Linked DNA regions of Homo sapiens: region 1 is linked to region 2. Evidence: chromatin loops called from intact Hi-C (ENCODE). Cell type or tissue: MCF 10A. All regions are shown on one strand. Each heading gives the region's core, and the rest is flanking DNA. Links, peaks and the distances in the headings are about the cores only.

Region 1 (4,401 bases), core at 328-4,327, 420 kb before region 2:
GTCTTGCTCTGTCACCCAGGCTGGAGTGCAGTGGCACAATCTCAGCTCACTGCAACCTCCGCCTCCTGGGTTTACGCAATTCTCCTGCCTCAGCTTCTGGAGTAGCTGGGATTACAGGTGCGTGCCACGATGCCCAGGTAACTTTTCTATTTTTTGTTAATAGAGACGGGGTTTCACTATGTTGCCAGGCTGGTCTCTAACTCCTAATGCAGGTGTACCATACATTCACTTGGAATGATTATTTTACACGGTTAATGGCATCCCAATTCTCCGTGATATGAAAACCATTGCTTGTACCCCAGCCCCAAGTCCATGCCCTCCTCACAGGCCTCACCTAAAGGCTTATGATCAATATAGAATAGCTCTTTTCACAAATCATATTACATTGTTAGCTTGGGAGTATGTACATTTACATTTAACATCTTTGTGTTTAATTTAGATTATTTTATCTGATGATAGGGGAATGAAAGAACAAGTTTGGCCTACAGCTTCTCTGTGATGGTGATGGAAATTCAAGATGAACAAAGTGGCTTTCTCTCAGCAGATGTAGCAAGGTCCCTTGCCTCAGAATCTCAAGGAATGACAGATGAAAGTCTTCTCTCCCTTCCTGTGAGCTTTGCAAATCAGAAATGACATTCCTTTCCTGGGGTGTGATGCTTCTGTAAATGTGATTTTACACTTTTTAAAAGCTATGGCTTCTTGGTCTCATAGTATATTGCAGGGAGGTCAGAATCATCTGGGGAAACTTCTTCAAATGCATGTATACACCCACACACCCACCCACACACACACACACACACACACACACATACATACATCCCTCACTCCCTGGGCAGAATGCCAAGTCACACTGCCTAGACATCCTTCAGAAAAATACATCCATCAGAACTCTGATAGAATGCCAGGGGGATCTCTGCTTTGTGTTATAACGGGGTGCTATGCGTGTGGGGAGGGGATTGGTCCCACTACATCTGTAGGAAGATGCTGTATAATGAGGTTTCACTGTGTTTTCCTCATTTCTTCACTCTTCTGGGAGACGATGGCAGAAAAAACTTTATTACTTTCTGTCCAGTTTATTTGACTAGTATCCAAAATCTGTGCTTTATCATTGGTCATGGGAAAGCTGAAGAAAGGAAGAAGAATGTAAAGAGATAGTATGCATGGAGAGGATACTGATAATCTTAGAACCAAGGATTTCTATCATGGCTTTGTTGTTGTTTGTTTGTTTCTTTTTTTGCCAGCATGCCAAAAAGAACCTTCATTTACTTCTATAATCACCTCTTATGCTTTTTTGCCACATGACTTTGGAGCAGGTGCTTTCTGGGCTGCAGCTTTTTGACCCTTCTTGAACTTTCGGAGGAGGTGCTGCCTTCTGGCCTGTGGCTTTCTGGCAGGAAGCTTCTGGGCTGGAGCCTTCTTGTCTGCTTTTGAACCCCGAGAAAGCAAATGCTTTGGGCAAGTAGCTTAACCTCTTTGTGTCCTACTTTTCTTTTCTCTCAATGGGGATAATAATATACAGGTGGTATTACAATGATGCTATTGTACAAAAAAAAAATAGTGCATTAAAAACAAGGTAAAAACCCCAGCTGAGATTTTCTAAGGGCTTACTATGGACCAGGCACAGTTGTAAGCATTTGACACTTTCGAGTTCATTAACTCTCATAACATAAAATGACTGAATATACATAAGGTTCTCACATCAGGGCAGGGCACATGGCAAGCCCTTTTTAATTGTTAGTTGTGATTCTGAAAAACTGCTAAATAATAATCCGTATGATTAAACTTTTTTTTCCATTCTGATGGGCAGTTATCTCCTCATTTTCACTATTATGAATAGCGCTTTAGTGAACATCATTGTATGTATCTCCTTTGTGCATGTTTAAGAATTTCTGGGAGAAGGGAGCAGGGACATGGGAGAGTCTAGAAATAGAATGCTGTCATGCATTTAGCCTGTTTCCTTCATTCTGAAAAAGAAAATTAAGTAGTATATGTTTCCTCACCTCTCAAGAGAGCTTTAAAACATAAACAGATATTAGCCAGGTGTGGCGGCGTGCACTTTAATCCCTGTTACTTGGGAAGCTGAAGTAGGAGAATTGCTTGAATCTGGGAGGCGGAGGTTGCAGTGAGCTGAGATCACACCGCTGCACTCCAGCCTGGGTGACAGAGCGAAACTCTGTCTCAAGAAAAAATTAAAATTAAAATAAATAAATAAAAGATCACTTTTTTCTTTAAACATTGATTTGTAGATAGTATTTGAATTACAATGTGCTACACTAAACAGAGTGTACCAGTAGGATGGCTAATGGTGATTTACCTTTAAATTGTCAATTTGAATTAGAGGATAAATTTAATTGAAAAAAATTAGCATGTAGACAACATTAATTTGGGAAGGTGTGATTATCAGTTTCTCTGCCTCTGTTTTTTGTTGTTTTTTTTTTTGTTGTTATATTGTTGTTTTTGTTTTTGGCTGTTTGTTTCTGCAGATTGACATTAATTGCTGGCCTTGTGACCAGATACCGTTTTCCAGTTTTCAAGAGAAAGGGTGATACTTCAGGTGTTGTGACACATCTTAACGAGCTTTGCCAACTACTCTCCTACCACTCTTGTTCTGTATTTGAAGAACAAAGAGTGCAGATTTGAACAGGGCAGGTCCCAGCTCACCTGAATACCAGTGAGAATTAAATCTCAGCCCGTGTCTCTGATTGCCCAGTGCCTCTCAATTTGCTGTGATTGTGTGAAACAGATTGCCCAAGGAGCTGGCCCTGGTCACAACATGCCTCACAAACTGAAACAGTGACAGCAGGGGTGATTGATAGAAGTCCTTCTATGAGTAGCAGGTGCTACCCAGGTGAACCAAACTGTGGCCATTATTGTTTTGGGTCAGAATGCACTTAGTGTCAGAAACAAGAGCAGCCTTCTGAACTGTTCTGTGCTTCCTCTAAAGTAAGCATGCAGTAGTTTATAATATTTTTGTTTGCATTTCCCTGCCACTGGTGAAGTGAAGAATCTCTTCATACTGTTCTTTTGTATTTCTTCTTTATTGTGTGTTCTTGCTCTTTGCCCATATATATGTTTTTATAAATTAATGGTTTTTTTATAATAATTACTCAAATCAAATGTCATTTTCTTACTTTCCTATTTTAATTTCTTACTTTATTTCATTTTTTCATGGACACCTCTAATATATGACTTTATTTCTTTAATTGCACTTACTATTATTTTATTTTATTTTTAATTTTTAATACAAAGTTGAGACGGGGGTCTCATTATATTGCCCAGGCTGACCTCGAACTCCTGGGCTCAAGTGACCTCCCACCATGGCCTCCCAAAGTGCTGGCATTGTAGGCATGCCCCACTGCACCCAGCCTATGATTTTAAATTATCTTGTTATTTATTTCTTACCGTATTTGTTGCTACTAATTTGTTTATTCACTTCTTTATTAGCAAGGATCTTGCCAGTTTTGTTTGCCATTGTATTTGTAACAGCCTGGTTTATAGAAGACACAAAGTATTTGACAAATTAATAAATAAATTGCATTGTTGCTTTGATACCTATAAAATACAGTAGATACCTGAGATACATGATACACAACCAAGTATCTAGGGGATTGTGTAGGCACCAACCCCCTACACAATCAAAAGTTCAAATATAACTTTTAAGCCGGGTGCAGTGGCTCACACCTCTAATCCCAGCACTTTGGGAGGCCAAGATGGGCAGATCACTTGAGGCCAGGAGTTCCAGACCAGCTTGGCCAATGTGGTGAAACCCCATCTCAACTAAAAAAATAAAAACAAAAATAAAAAATTAGCCAGGCATGGTGGCACACACCTGTAACCAGCTACTTGGGAGGCTGAGGTGGGAGAATCACTTGAACCCAAGAGGCAGAAGTTGCAGTGAGCCAAGATCAAGCCACTGCACTACAGCCTGAGCAACAGAGCGAGACTCTGTCTCAAAAAAAAAAAAAAAAAAAGGGAAAAAGGCAAACATACCTTTAAACTCCCCCAAAACTTAACTACTGATAGCCTACTGTTGACCAGAAGCCTTACCAATAACACACACAGTTAACATATATTTTGTAGGTTATATGGATTATGTACTGTTATCTTACAATAAAGTAAGCTAGAGAAAATGTTATTAAGAAAATCATAAGGAAGAGAAAATACATTTACTATTCATTAAATGGAAGTGAATCATCATAAAGTTCTTCATCTTTGTTGTCTTCACCTTGAGTAGGCTGAGGAGGAAGAAAAAGGGTTGGTCTAGCTGTCTCAGGGATGGCAGTGGGGAAGAAAATCTGCATCTAAGTGGAACTGTGCAACTCAAACCAGTGTTGTTCAAGGGTCAACTGTATACCAGTATCTTGACACTAACAGATGGTGGATTATTGTGTGTTCTCCTCT
Region 2 (4,401 bases), core at 154-4,153:
TTATAATAATTACAGATTTGATTAAAATCATACACCGTGATTCAAGATTTAAAAATTAAATGGCTGAGACAAAGAAGTGACAAACTAAAGGAAGCCACAGTATGCTTGCCAATTGTTCTTGGCAGGAAATGGATGACTCATCCTGAACATGTGCTTTCGTTGCTGGGACAATGGGGCGCAATGAAAATGTTCAACTTACTGAATAGTGTGGACATTTTTGTCATCTGTTTGTAGGAGACTGATGAAATACAACTACAGATTAATAAGAACCCCGAAGTAACCTATGCTTTTGTGTGAGAAAACTAATGATAAATATTAAGAAAAAGACATGGACTGTTTCAAAATAATCAGTAGGTTTTCTATGCACTAAAAGAGACTGTGTACGGCAGATCCCAGGAAAGTAGAGGTGGAGAAATTCCAGAATTTAGGAAGGAAACTTAATATTGCCAATGGGAGACATGATTTATTCCCAAGAAGGAGAAAATAGGATTAGTAGCTGAGGGAGAAGTAAACAAGTAAGTTTTGGTTGCAGGAGAATGGGCCATTTCTGAAGTCCTTCCTAATGTGACCCTGATAGGATATCATCTCCTGTCTGGTATCTAATCCTGTAAAAATATCTGACAGGTAGACAGGGAAGGGGTATTAACTTGGTTTAACCTTCATGAACTGGCCCAGAGTTACTAAGCACTTAAAAGGACTGAGGGGCTGTGTAGGGGCCGGAGTATATGGGAAATTTCCGTACCTTCTCCTCGATATTGCTGTGGACCTAAAACTGCCTTTAAAACATTAAATCTATTTAAAAAAATGCTTTGTTGACAAAGTATCAGTGATCAAGGCAATCCTAGTTTGGCTAAAGGATGTGAACTGAAGTTCAGGTTTTATCCCTAACTGGCTCTGTAACCTGGGGTTAGTTTGCCTTTCCGAGCCTGTTTCTATATCTATTAACAAGAAGCTTCCCTAGCTTATCTTCAAGGCCTTTTCCAGATGGAAAATGCTGTAATTCATGTGAGCAGAAATATCTGTGTACATACAACAGTCTCAGAGGAGAGCACAGTTTTGCCAACAGATGAATACCTTGAGATACCCCAGGGAAATTTACACTCTGTTATTATAGATTTGCAATCACAGGTGTGTTGTCGGTAGTGGAGCATGAGCTGAAGGAAATGATTATTGTGAGTGGGGAAAAGGGCATTTTATAAGCTGGGGCAGATTAATAATGAAGGTTGTGCTGGGGATTCCTGTTCCTTGTAACCTTAGCCATTCTGTCCATGGGGAGATCCTAGATTTGCATTTTCTCATTCTATTTGCTCAGTTAGAGCCCTCCTTTATCAAAGACTACTTCCTAAGTCCAGAATTCAGAATTGTAAAAGGAAAACTACAGAGGTGGTTAACAGAGTCCTGTGGTTTGTTCTACAGCATGTGGACTTGGCATAGCCTCCCCAAGTCTGCAAAAATGCAGGCAGAAGATGCCCTCTAAGTAAAGTGTACTTGCCTTTTCCTGCATACAGCCCTATGGACACAACAGTGAATAATGCCAAGAAAAGGAGGCAGCATAATATAACACCAACGCAGAAGGAGATTTTAGCACACAGATCCTTGCAGCAATCTTGGACCGTCCCTGAATATTCTCTCAATTCATTCTCCCAAACATTAGAGCATCTGTTTGTGAGCCAGCAGAGCTTTTCATTCAGAATCATGACACTCTGCAGGCAGTTACAGAGAAGAAAATCTTTTATCTCAGCTTTCAAAAAGCTCCATTAGGCAGATTCTTTTTCTTCTTTTCAGAACAGACCCCTGCTTATTTTAGAGGAGGTATGTTCTTGACAAGTGCTCTTCCCAAATGTGCTGCATTGTAATTCAACCCCCAGTAACTTGACCAGTTCTCTGACTTTATCAGATCGGATAGAGGAGTCCTGCTGCCTGAGGCTCTTGGCTGCAAAGGTGAATGTTGAGAGCAGTGCCTGCTGCACTCCTCTCTGCGGGTTCTCACCTCCCAGTGGCTCATTTCCAATTTTCGTGTTAGAGCTGCATGCAGAGACCTACCTGTTAGCACAAGAAACAGATGTTGCCTCACATCTCCGAGGCTTCAGAATTTATGAATACTGGTATTTGTGGCATTCATCTCACATTTCCTGGGATGGTCTTGATTCCAAATTATTTTTCTGAGTCTTTGATATTGAAAATGTCCTTTTATAGATCAGTGGTTCTCAAGCTTCAGGGCACATTAGAATCATATGAGGGTGCTTACTAAACAATAAAGATTCACATGCTCTTCTCTCAGAGATTCTGATTCAAAAGGCCTGAGGTAAGGGCAAACCTTTTAATTGAGTTGCCACACACTCACAGTAAAGTGCTCCCACCTGAAGTGCACAGCTCAGTCAATTTTTATGTATGTATACAACTGTGTAACCACCACCCAGATGAAGCTGGGGAGCATTTCCAACAGCCCAGCCCAGAATATTTCCCTGGCACCTTCCCAGGCCACCCATTCCCCCACCCTGCCCCAAGATCACCACCATTCCTGCCATTTCAAGATGTCTGCTTTTTTTTTTTTTTTTTTTTTGGAGACAGAGTCTCACCGTGTCGCCCAGGCTGGAGTGCAATGGCACGATCTTGGCTCACTGCAATCTCTGCCTCCTGGGTTCAAACGATTCTCCTATGTCACCCTCCCAAGCAGCTGGGATTACAGGCGCGCCACCACGCCCAGCTAATTTTTTGTATCTTTAGTAGAGACGGGGTTTCGCCATGTTGACCAGGCTGGTCTCGAACTCCTGACCTTGTGATCTGCCCGCCTCGGCCTCCCAAAGTGCTGGGATTACAGAGTGTGAGCCACTGCTCCCGGCCAGATGTCTGCATTTTTAACCAGCTGCTCAAGTGATCCACATGTAGATGTTGTTCTTCATCTTTTGAAAATCAATGGATGTAATACAATGGCCAGGAGAAAACCCACCTGCATGTTTTGAGGCTGCAACTAGTAGCCTCCAATAGATATTCTTACCCTTGTCAAAGTAACCTGCTTGAGAGATTTGGGAAACTCCCAAACCTACAGGGGCTGCCAGCTACAGAACAATATGCCTGGAATGTGTCTGATGAAAACAGCAATCCCATTCAGTTGGATTGCATCTTTCTCAGGTAATGCCAGGGTGTTCAGTACTTCCTTATGGAAACAATCTTGAGAGTAGGAAGTTTTAGTGTCTGTAAAGCACTACTACCCAGGCATGGTTGTTTTGACTTCATAAAAGCTATCCTAGTTTTTAATCTAGAAACATAGTTAATATTCTTTGAGTATCCTAATTAATTCTCATAACAACCCTATTAAGGTAGATTTTTATTCCAGAAAACCAGTGTCAATTCTTTGGATAGGAGTATAATAATACTGAACATTTATTGAATGCTTCCTATCGCCACTGTACTAAATGCTTTGAAAGAATTCTTTCTTTTCCTTCATCCTTACACGAGTGAGCTTTCCCAAGGTCACCAGAGGTAGTAAATGAGATTTGAAGTCAACCCTAGTCTCACTTAGATCCTAATCTCTTAGCTCTGTGCTGGAATATTTCCCTAGATAAATACAATTCATTTATTTCTTGGCTTGGTGGAATCCTCTTGTCTTGAGATCATGCAACTTCCTTGGCTTTCATTTAAGCTTTTTAATGTGTAATTTGGAGGTCTGAATATTCATGCCCATCAGAAGACATAAACTCCTACTGGGAGATAACTTCTAACATAGGTTCATAAAATAGCATTCTGGTTTATATATCAAATGTTGTGAGTTTGGTCAGTCTCTAACTGGGTCCTGAAAGGCCTGAATAGCTCTATGTGCCATGACAAAAATTACTTTCAGAACTTGAAAACCTGAGGACAATAACTGGCTCAAGATAATCTCACCATGGTATTAGCAACAAACCCAGCTCCATCTCCTAAGCAGCTCCCCCATGCTTCATGCCCTCCAGCCCCACAAGAGTTCCTGTCCTAAAGGAGCTACACCCTCCATTTTCCTTACTTTACCTAAAAATCCCAAAGAAGGAATGTAGGTTCAAGAGAAACATTTACTATTTCTTTACCTTTGCCATTGAAGATGTACATACAATGATGTGAATATTAGTGTTTGAAGTTCTGGTCCCAGTGTTTTATTGGTTGTACCATAAATTTTAGTGGAAAAGGCAGGGTGCGGTGGCTCATGCCTGTAATCCCAGCACTTTGGGAGGCCAAGGTGGGCGAATCATGAGGTCAGGAGATTGAGACCACCCTGGCCAATATGGTGAAACTCCGTCTCTACTACAAATACAAAAATTAGCTGGGTGTGGTGGTGTGTGCCTGTAGTCCCAGCTACTCGGGAAGCTGAGGCAGGAGAATAGCTTGAACCTGGGAGGCAGAGGTTGTAGTGAGCTGAGATGATACCAC

Evidence for each region. Peaks named below come from ENCODE experiments on the same cell type or tissue, not always from the same donor. Only the 100,000 strongest peaks of a DNase experiment are listed, where the experiment ranks them.
Region 1: it touches region 2 in a loop (12-fold over the local background); 1 of 110 quality-filtered maps calls a loop at or near these places.

What each region holds. Positions count from the first base shown.
Region 1 is chr12:76,140,780-76,145,180 of GRCh38, reverse strand. No RefSeq gene overlaps it. Among named protein-coding and RNA genes, the nearest start is that of NAP1L1, 58 kb to the right of the region's middle. In MCF 10A, for the core only: no CTCF peak of the experiment used is centred there; no DNase peak of the experiment used is centred there.
Region 2 is chr12:75,718,591-75,722,991 of GRCh38, reverse strand. All of the region lies in intron 1 of LOC105369844 (a long non-coding RNA gene), which reads left to right. Among named protein-coding and RNA genes, the nearest start is that of KRR1, 210 kb to the right of the region's middle. In MCF 10A, for the core only: no CTCF peak of the experiment used is centred there; a DNase peak (open chromatin) is centred at 2,001.